2 separate regions of the Homo sapiens genome follow, and region 2 is linked to region 1. A link is an interaction called in ENCODE POLR2A ChIA-PET data of the cell type or tissue named here. Cell type or tissue: Panc1. All regions are shown on one strand.

Evidence for each region. ChIA-PET counts read pairs that join two places held together with the same protein. Peaks named below come from ENCODE experiments on the same cell type or tissue, not always from the same donor. Only the 100,000 strongest peaks of a DNase experiment are listed, where the experiment ranks them.
Region 2: POLR2A ChIA-PET joins it to region 1 with 10 read pairs; 1 of 35 experiments calls an interaction of 5 or more read pairs at or near these places.

Annotation. Positions count from the first base shown.
Region 1 is chr22:30,242,249-30,247,248 of GRCh38, reverse strand. It overlaps LIF (LIF interleukin 6 family cytokine), which reads left to right and starts at 490. Exons shown (of 3, transcript NM_002309.5): 1 at 490-572; 2 at 2,316-2,494; 3 at 3,188-5,000. The coding sequence starts at 554. The coding sequence ends at 3,598. It overlaps LIF-AS2 (LIF antisense RNA 2), which reads right to left and starts at 1,039. Exons shown (of 1, transcript NR_148946.1): 1 at 256-1,039. RefSeq lists enhancers at 2,040-2,540, 4,945-5,000. In Panc1, no CTCF peak of the experiment used is centred here; no DNase peak of the experiment used is centred here; H3K4me3 peaks cover 1,983 bases; H3K27ac peaks cover 5,000 bases.
Region 2 is chr22:29,699,518-29,704,517 of GRCh38, reverse strand. No RefSeq gene overlaps it. Among named protein-coding and RNA genes, the nearest start is that of CABP7-DT, 18 kb to the left of the region's middle. In Panc1, no CTCF peak of the experiment used is centred here; a DNase peak (open chromatin) is centred at 3,084; H3K27ac peaks cover 675 bases.

The sequences.
Region 1 (5,000 bases):
GGAGCCTCCTTCTCAGCCAAGCCCTAGCCCTCCTCCTCCCACTGCCCCCCTAAAGCCCCCCAACCAGGGGGCACAGGGGCCAGTCTCCATCTGCTAGTCCAGACTCGCTACCTCCCCAAACCCAGGTGAGTCAGGGCCGTCTGGGGCGCCCACTGCTGGGACCCCTGCTGACTCGGCCAGGGGCCCCCTCCTGGCGATGCCCATCTTCAGACAACTCCCGGGACAAGCCAGGCAGGAAAACCACAGGGCGTTTTGTCGAAGGCTTCATTATAATTTTATCAATCAAATTCTTAGAAGAGGGAAAAAGTCTGTTCTCCCCACCCTCCCCCCTCACTCGTCCCCCCCCTTCACTCTCACTTTCTTCCATTCATAATTTCCTATGATGCACCTCAAACAACTTCCTGGACTGGGGATCCCGGCTAAATATAGCTGTTTCTGTCTTACAACACAGGCTCCAGTATATAAATCAGGCAAATTCCCCATTTGAGCATGAACCTCTGAAAACTGCCGGCATCTGAGGTTTCCTCCAAGGCCCTCTGAAGTGCAGCCCATAATGAAGGTCTTGGCGGCAGGTAAATACACCCGCCCCGCGCCGGCTTCGCGTCCCCGCTGCGGGGCGCGGCGGCAACTTGGGGCGCTTGGCAGCGCGAGCCGGACGCCCACCCGCCGCAGACACACGAACACTTGGGGCGCCCGCGCAGCCACCGGAGGCGCTGGGTGGCGGCCCGGAGCGAGCGCGGGCACATGGTCCCAAGCACCGCACGCCCCGCGGCAGGTTGGCGGCGAGGGAGGGGGCGCCGAGCCTTCCTCCTCCTCCTCTTCTTCCCCCTCTCCTTCTCCTCCTCCTCCTCCTCGCTCCGGACACTCGCTGGCTGCTCTTCCCTCTGCGCTTTCTCCCAGATTCACTCTCCCTCTCTCTTTTTCTTTTCTTTCTTTCTTTCCGCTTTCTCCTTTCCAACCGCGGTCCCGGGCTGCTCCCAGGGAGGGGCGCGGGCGGCGAGCAGCTTGCAAACTCCGGCCTGGGACGGGAGCAGGTGCCGCCTCCATCTGCTGGTGTCTGGAAGCGTGTGGTCTGCGCTAGGTGAGATATAGGGGTGTGGCCCCCCTCCCGCAGCCACCCCGGGGCCTCAGCACTGCCTTGGGATGCTGGGACGAACAGGGGACCCAGGAGAAGTGAACTTGAGGAGGCCCCTGTCCCCGCTGTTCCAGCATGGGGGATCCGGGGGAGGTCTCCAGCCTCACTCGCCCGCTGACCCCGGCCCCCACCATCTTCAGGTGCCCTTCTGCAGAGCCCTGGAAAAGCGTCTAAGGGGGCCTGGGGGGAGTCGGGAGAACAGGCCCCCCTGGGGGAGGGGCAAACCAGGACATGTCGGGACAGCTCCCAGCTCTCCTGTCACCTTTCACTTTCCTTCCTCCCCGCCCACCCGACTGCCTATGACCTTTTGCCTTTTCTCTCTCCTGGTGCACCATTTCCTCTCCCTCCCTGAGCCGGTGTGTGTGTGTTAGGAGGGAGGGGAACCCCTGGGACAAGGGACAGCGGATGAGTCGGGAGAAGGCATGGAGTCAGGGGCTGTCCGGAGCTGGGGGAACAGAGAGTTTTGAATGATGATTTGGGGATGGAGAGTGGGGACAGCCAGGCAGAAATGGGGTGAGCTTGAGTGAGATAGGGGACACTAGGGAAGGAAGAGATAGAGGATGATGGGGGCGGGGGCAGAATTGGGGGCAATTGGCCCAGGGAGCCAGAATCAAGTGGCAGGTTTGGGAGGGAGATGAGGGTCAACCGAGGACTCCTCCCCACTCCCCCATGCCCCGTGGCCCCCATGGGTGCCTGGCTTCGGAGATTTGGGCTGCAATGGGCCAGTGAGTGGGAAGCGCTGCTGAGGAACCTGGGCCACCACGGGAGGTGGGAAGAGAGGGGTCTCCTTTCTCCTGGTGCCTGCTGGGCCTGGGGCCTGGTGCCTTCCAGCCAGAGGGCCAGGGGGCCTTAGGACCTTTGCCTTCCTGAGGGAAAGGGTGGGATGGCTGGGAGTCTCTCCTGGACCCTGCACCCTTTGGGTGGAAATGGCTTGTGTCTTGCCCTCATCTTTACGTCATCCCAGAAGAGAGCAGGGAGAACTAAGGTAGAGAAAGGGAGACAGAGAAACACACGCAGTGACAGAGTGAAGACTAGGCCCCAGGAAGACAGCTGCAGGTGGTGAGGGGGAACCAGGAGTCCTCTCCCATGCGGCCATTGTTGGACCCCCATCCGGTGTGCCATGACCCCAGGCCACCCTTTCCTGCCTTTCTACTCATGGCTTCTTCCTGACTGTCCCCAGGAGTTGTGCCCCTGCTGTTGGTTCTGCACTGGAAACATGGGGCGGGGAGCCCCCTCCCCATCACCCCTGTCAACGCCACCTGTGCCATACGCCACCCATGTCACAACAACCTCATGAACCAGATCAGGAGCCAACTGGCACAGCTCAATGGCAGTGCCAATGCCCTCTTTATTCTCTATGTAAGTTACCCCTGGGATACTGACAGGAGATGGCAGGGAGGGGGCTTGTAAATATCATTAGGGGCTGTCCTGATCTGGGTTGAGGGGACCTTTTGGGGCTGGAAGGAGAGAATGGGGAGAGGGCTTGATTAAACCACCCCCAGACTCCCGCCACTTCCTGCCCAAGCTTCCCCAGGGAAGCTTCCCCAGGGTGCCCAGTTAGCAAGGGGAGAACTGAGTGCAAAGGTGGGGACCTGGCACTTCTTATCTTGTGATTGTCCTGCTGCAGGGAGCGAGGGATGGAGGGGAAATGGGCGTGAGGCACCAGGGAGATGCGGTTGAGAGGCAGTGGGCTGTGGGTGCTGGGCATGGAGGGGCGTCCCGGAACATTGTGAGTGCAGGGATGGAAGTACTTGTGTGTGGTGCCCCAGCTAGGGCTAGACACCGAGTTTTCCCTTCTGTCCCCTTAGGGTGGTGATGATGATGATGATGATAATGATGACTGCGTGCATGGCTCAGTCTTTGATCTTTAGCAAGGGCACTCACATTACAATTAGTTTTGGCTCTCATGACAATTCCAGATGCTTACAGGGCAAGGAGTTGGGTCCTCATGCGCTAGATGGGGAAACAGACGCAAGAGCTTGCCCAAAGGGTTGGCGGCAGGGCTGGGACACTGACCCCTGACTCCCACGTCACCTCCCTTCTGCCCCTCAGTACACAGCCCAGGGGGAGCCGTTCCCCAACAACCTGGACAAGCTATGTGGCCCCAACGTGACGGACTTCCCGCCCTTCCACGCCAACGGCACGGAGAAGGCCAAGCTGGTGGAGCTGTACCGCATAGTCGTGTACCTTGGCACCTCCCTGGGCAACATCACCCGGGACCAGAAGATCCTCAACCCCAGTGCCCTCAGCCTCCACAGCAAGCTCAACGCCACCGCCGACATCCTGCGAGGCCTCCTTAGCAACGTGCTGTGCCGCCTGTGCAGCAAGTACCACGTGGGCCATGTGGACGTGACCTACGGCCCTGACACCTCGGGTAAGGATGTCTTCCAGAAGAAGAAGCTGGGCTGTCAACTCCTGGGGAAGTATAAGCAGATCATCGCCGTGTTGGCCCAGGCCTTCTAGCAGGAGGTCTTGAAGTGTGCTGTGAACCGAGGGATCTCAGGAGTTGGGTCCAGATGTGGGGGCCTGTCCAAGGGTGGCTGGGGCCCAGGGCATCGCTAAACCCAAATGGGGGCTGCTGGCAGACCCCGAGGGTGCCTGGCCAGTCCACTCCACTCTGGGCTGGGCTGTGATGAAGCTGAGCAGAGTGGAAACTTCCATAGGGAGGGAGCTAGAAGAAGGTGCCCCTTCCTCTGGGAGATTGTGGACTGGGGAGCGTGGGCTGGACTTCTGCCTCTACTTGTCCCTTTGGCCCCTTGCTCACTTTGTGCAGTGAACAAACTACACAAGTCATCTACAAGAGCCCTGACCACAGGGTGAGACAGCAGGGCCCAGGGGAGTGGACCAGCCCCCAGCAAATTATCACCATCTGTGCCTTTGCTGCCCCTTAGGTTGGGACTTAGGTGGGCCAGAGGGGCTAGGATCCCAAAGGACTCCTTGTCCCCTAGAAGTTTGATGAGTGGAAGATAGAGAGGGGCCTCTGGGATGGAAGGCTGTCTTCTTTTGAGGATGATCAGAGAACTTGGGCATAGGAACAATCTGGCAGAAGTTTCCAGAAGGAGGTCACTTGGCATTCAGGCTCTTGGGGAGGCAGAGAAGCCACCTTCAGGCCTGGGAAGGAAGACACTGGGAGGAGGAGAGGCCTGGAAAGCTTTGGTAGGTTCTTCGTTCTCTTCCCCGTGATCTTCCCTGCAGCCTGGGATGGCCAGGGTCTGATGGCTGGACCTGCAGCAGGGGTTTGTGGAGGTGGGTAGGGCAGGGGCAGGTTGCTAAGTCAGGTGCAGAGGTTCTGAGGGACCCAGGCTCTTCCTCTGGGTAAAGGTCTGTAAGAAGGGGCTGGGGTAGCTCAGAGTAGCAGCTCACATCTGAGGCCCTGGGAGGCCTTGTGAGGTCACACAGAGGTACTTGAGGGGGACTGGAGGCCGTCTCTGGTCCCCAGGGCAAGGGAACAGCAGAACTTAGGGTCAGGGTCTCAGGGAACCCTGAGCTCCAAGCGTGCTGTGCGTCTGACCTGGCATGATTTCTATTTATTATGATATCCTATTTATATTAACTTATTGGTGCTTTCAGTGGCCAAGTTAATTCCCCTTTCCCTGGTCCCTACTCAACAAAATATGATGATGGCTCCCGACACAAGCGCCAGGGCCAGGGCTTAGCAGGGCCTGGTCTGGAAGTCGACAATGTTACAAGTGGAATAAGCCTTACGGGTGAAGCTCAGAGAAGGGTCGGATCTGAGAGAATGGGGAGGCCTGAGTGGGAGTGGGGGGCCTTGCTCCACCCCCCCCCATCCCCTACTGTGACTTGCTTTAGGGTGTCAGGGTCCAGGCTGCAGGGGCTGGGCCAATTTGTGGAGAGGCCGGGTGCC
Region 2 (5,000 bases), 540 kb after region 1:
TGCCCCAGCTCCCCACCCCCATCTGCCCTGCACCTTTCTCCCCTTCGCCATCTCATGGGATGGTCAGGAGGTGGGGGTTGAGGGGAGGGTGGTGGGGTGGTCAGGAGGTGGTGGGGGAGGGGAGGGGAGGGTGGCGGGGTGGTCAGGAGGTGGTGGGGGAGGGGAGGGGAGGGTGGCGGGGTGGTCAGGAGGTGGGGGGAGGGGAGGGGAGGGTGGCGGGGTGGTCAGGAGGTGGGAGGGGAGGGGAGGGGGGCGAGGTGGTTAGGAGGTGGGAGGGGAGGGGAGGGGAGGGTGGCGGGGTGGTCAGGAGTTCGGGGGTGAGGGGTCCTGGGGAGGCATTCACTCTTCATGTTCCCTCCCCTGCCTTAAACTTCTCTCTTTCTAGAACCTTGATCTTGATCTCCAGGTCTGAGGCCTGAAAACCAAGGTTTGCCCAACCCACCCCCATCCTAGACTCAGCATTTCCCAGGCACTCTCGAGCATCCTAAATTGCATCCATGTGCTCCAGCCTGGACAGGACCGAAGGTGGCTAATACCAGTCCTGTCACCGGAGGGTCAGAAGCAGCACGCTTGGGGCAGACACACAGCAGCCACCAAGTCAGGCTCCCCTGTAACGCTGGGGGAGAGACCTCACGGGGCCCCTGAGCCCAGTGGAGGTCATCCTTGAGTATCCACAGCTCTTGGCCCCCTGGTGTCCCCCTCCCCATACCTTCCCTGCCCTGAGGAGCTCCTGAGGGTGGGGTGTTTCCCTGAGCCCTGCCTTGCAGGGTTCTCCACCCTACACACAGCATGCACTGGACACAGCAGGGAGGGGACTCTGGACTGGGGCTGGGAGCTGCCCCCACCACCTTCTGAGGGGAAGAATCTGCCCCAGCTGGGAGCTGCTCTCCCAACTTGGCATTTCCAGGGGCCCTTCCTACGTGATGTGGGGAGCCCTGGCATCCCCAGCCGCTCTCCCCCTTCCATGGGAAAAGAGGAGGGAGGAGAGGAAAGCCGTATTAATAAAAGAATAGGATACTGCACTAACCCCACAGCATGTGCGGCTCAGAATAGCAATGCGCCTTCTCAAGGCAAACAAAACTCCCCAGGTGTTAATGCAAATTCACTCCAGTTAAGATGAAAGAGGGTTGTTTCCCCCTTTGCTGGTTAATATGAAGGACTTAATAGATTCAGCCTCAGGAACTCAGGAACTCGGGCTGGGTGCGGAAGGCTGGCGAGTGAGGAGGGGGAAGGATGAAGGCGTGGGCAAAGAAGGGAGGTCCCATGGGTTTCGGGGCAGAGCAACTGTCACAGCAGGCCCGGCCGACGCTGCGGCTCCTGCCACCCCCCTCTGCCACCCGGGCTGACAGGCGCTGGGCCTGGTTGCTCAAGAGGAAAACCCAGAGTGGCCATGCCAATCCCCGCCCTGGCGCCTGCTGCCTTTCACTTGAGCTCGGGGGCTGGCAGCATGGTGGCCCCTCCCGAATTTGTGCCAGAGGATAGTGGGTCCAAGAGAAAGGAGGGATGTGGTGGGAGCTCTAACACAGGCCCCAGGCTGGGGTCCCTGCAGGGCACCTGGTTCCACTCCGGCTCCCGGCCATGGCTGTAGCCATAGCCACTCCTGCGGTATCCTGGGCCAGTCACTCCCATTTTGGCTCCTTGGAAGGTGAAGCTGGCTTGACATGGCCTTGGAGGACCTCGGGGGACCAGTCTGTGGAGTTGGAACCTAAGGGGGCCTCGAGTTCTGCTGGTCCAAACCTGACCTTCTATAGCCAAGGCATGGAAGCCCAGAGAGTGGAAGGGACTTACTCAAGGCCACACAGCAACAGGCGGAGAGCTGCAGGGGATCAGAGCCCACAGCCAGCTGGCCTGAAGCGCAGGCTGGACCATTGAGCTGCCTTCTGCTGGGACAGACAGGGCCCTGTCCTCCCAGAGTGGAGCTCCTCTCCAGCCCCGGGCTCCAGGCTAATCTGCTCATCCCAGAGCACTTGACTTTCTCAGATATATTCCCTGGGAATTATCCTCTGCTGAAAATCCCCAGGGCCCAAGGAGGGCCCCTGCTGGGGAGGATGGAGACACCATGCGCAGCTTGCCACAGCAGGGGTGTGCCAGGGTTCCTGGGGAGGCGCTGCCTGGCTCAGCTGGGGATAAAGGGAGACTTCAGAGATCCGGGGAGGGCCGGCCTGAGGCTGGGCTGTCCCTGTCGGTCCACTCCACTCCTCCAAATTTAACTCCTCTCTCTCTCTCTCAGGGTAAATGGCACAGCAGGTGCCTGCCTGGGACACCTCAGCAGCCTTCTTTGCTTTGTTTACCGACTTAATTCCTTCAGATCAAAGGCTGCCCCTTCCTCCCTGAGCAGGCAGATGGGGAATGACATTATTTATATCAGAAATGGGCAAGGCTCCATGGGACTTCTTCCTTATGCCTGATAAGAGAAAATTAGGTCACTCCCGTGCCTCCCTGGCGTCTGCAGTTGGGTTTTTACAGCCCAGGTACTCACAGGCTCAGGGAAGAGCTCATGTGCACAGTGTGGCCCACCTGGTTCTCTCCCACCCTGAGCCTCCAGTCAATTATTGACCTGAGCAGCCAGTATTAATGGGACAAAATGAGAACATCCTTCGCAGGCAGCTCCAGCCCGGAGTTATCTATCATTTCCCGGGCTTTGCAGCTGGCACTGGGCAAACATGGGCTTGGACAAACAGACCAGCTGCAGGCTCATTAAGCTCAGGGTGCAGGTGGAGGGGATGGAGGCCACAGGGGAGCCGTGAGTGGGCCTGATCCCTCTGAGCTGTGACATCCCCTGAGTCACTATGGCTCTTTCCTTTGCTTCCTCTTGCCCTCTGCCCCCAAAAGAAGTATCAGAAAAAAAGCCACCGTGTACCAAGTGGTGACTCACATCTAGGCAAGGTGCTTAGAGCTTTCTGGGCATTCGTAATCCCCACAAAACCCTATAAAATTCCCATTTTACAGGTGAAGAAAACTGCAGTGCCCAATAGACTGGACAATTTACGTAGGCTCACATGGCTGGTCAGTGGCCTAGCAGGAACGCAGGTTTGTCTGTGTTCTGAGGCAGGGAGGGCTCTTAGCCTCTCAGCTGTGCCGTTTCCCCAGCTCCCCCTGCAGCTAATGGTAGAGATTTCACCTTTCTTCAGGCCAGCTGCGTCTATTACTTGTAAGTTACGGTAACACTGCGACAGGTCCACACCCCTTTTCTTAGAAACCTGAGTGCATTTTGTTCCTGTTTTTCACGTTATCCTGACAACATCCCCCGGGTACCCAGAGGCCTCACTGTCAACTGTCTTCACAGGGGGTGGAAGGTCTGGCCCTTGTGGGGAAGGAAGAGCCAGGTGCCCTCCACCTCTCTGCCCTGGGCAAGTGTGGCTTAGGGGAGGGGCGAGATGCCTCTGGCTGCTCCCACTGCGGAGCCCTTCAAGAGAAGTCTTGATTTCAGCTCAGAGGCAAAATGCCAGGTGCTATTCTGGGGCCAAGTTGGTGAGAAATGGGCATCAAGTGGAAACCAGGAGAGGACACGGCGGGGGTTCCTCTCCGAGTCAGCTCGAGTCCTTGCTGGGCAGATTAACGGCCCTGTAATTTTCCCCAGGTGCTCCCATCACGGCGCAGAGGTCCAGAGCCATCTCTCTGGAAGCGAGCTGCGGTCTCCCTACCGGAGCTGGGGCTGTGGCTAGGATCCTGCCATAATGCAGTAATGACAGGCTGCCAGGGAGCCCCACACGGCCTGGCAGGGGAGGGGGAGAGGAGCCCTTGGCCTCCCTCTCTCTGCTGGAGATGACGCTGCCTGGGCTGTCTGAAAGGGAGACGGAGAACATGCGGGTGCCCGACTTTCTCTTCCCCAGACGGCTAAGAAATTGGACTAGATACAGTCACAGCAGTCTTCTCGCCAATACCTTTCCCCCCAGAGTTTCACTGCCAACTCTTCATTATATGTGGGTGGCTCCTTATCCTCTCTGCCACACGAAGGCTTCTGGGGTAGGCAGCCCTGGGGAACAGCTGTCAGGAACTCCCCACTCAGGCGAGGACCAAAGGCAAAGAATGAAGTGCTAGCAGGGAGGCCAGAATGAGCCACTTGGGGCTCCGATGGGACTGGCGGCAAATGCCACAGTGAAGCACTGAGGTCTGGCCCCCCCGCTTTGCATTTACAGCAGGGTCACTACAGACTAGAAAAAACAGCAAAGAATTCAACTGATCTCCTCGATACCAAAATACCATTAGAATCAGTCATTGGAACTCTGGTATTAGTAATTCTAACTCTACTTAGCGGGGACCTCTGACCTCAGGTCCCATTTACTATTTTGGTGGGGGTGGGGGGGCGTCGGGTTGTCTTTAATAGAAAGGTTAGGTAAAAATATTGCCTGGACGGCTTTAAATGACCAATATTTTTCAAAGTGCTTTCTTTGGCTTAGACTACGGAGGAAATCAAACTGCTTCCAATTACTAAAAATAACAATCTACATTTGCAAAATGAGTTTATATTATTCATCTAATAAAAAGTCTAATTAGTTACCTTTTTTTTTTGAGATGGTCTCACTCTGTCACTTTTTTTTTTTTTTGAGACAGTCTCGCTGTTACCCAGGCTGGAGGGTAGTGGCATGATCTTGACTCACTACAGCCTCACACTCCCAGGTTTAAGTGATCTTCCCACCTCAGCCTCCCAAAAAGCTGGGCCTATAGGTGCAGCCACACCTGGCTAATTTTTAAATTTTTTTGTAGACACGGGGTCTCTCTATGTGGCCCAGGTTGACCAATTCTATATATTCAAAGCTAACAACAAATTGTTAAAACTTTTCATATTCTTGCCGGACACGGTGGCTCACGCCTGTAATCCCAGCACTTTGGGAGGCCGAGGCGGGCAGATTGCTTGAGGTCAGGAGTTCGAGACCAGCCTGGCCAACATGGTGAAACCCCGTCTCTACTAAAAATACAAAAAAATTAGCTTGGCATGGTGGCAGGTGCCTGTAATCCCAGCTACTCAGGACGCTGAGGCAGCAGAATCACTTGAACCG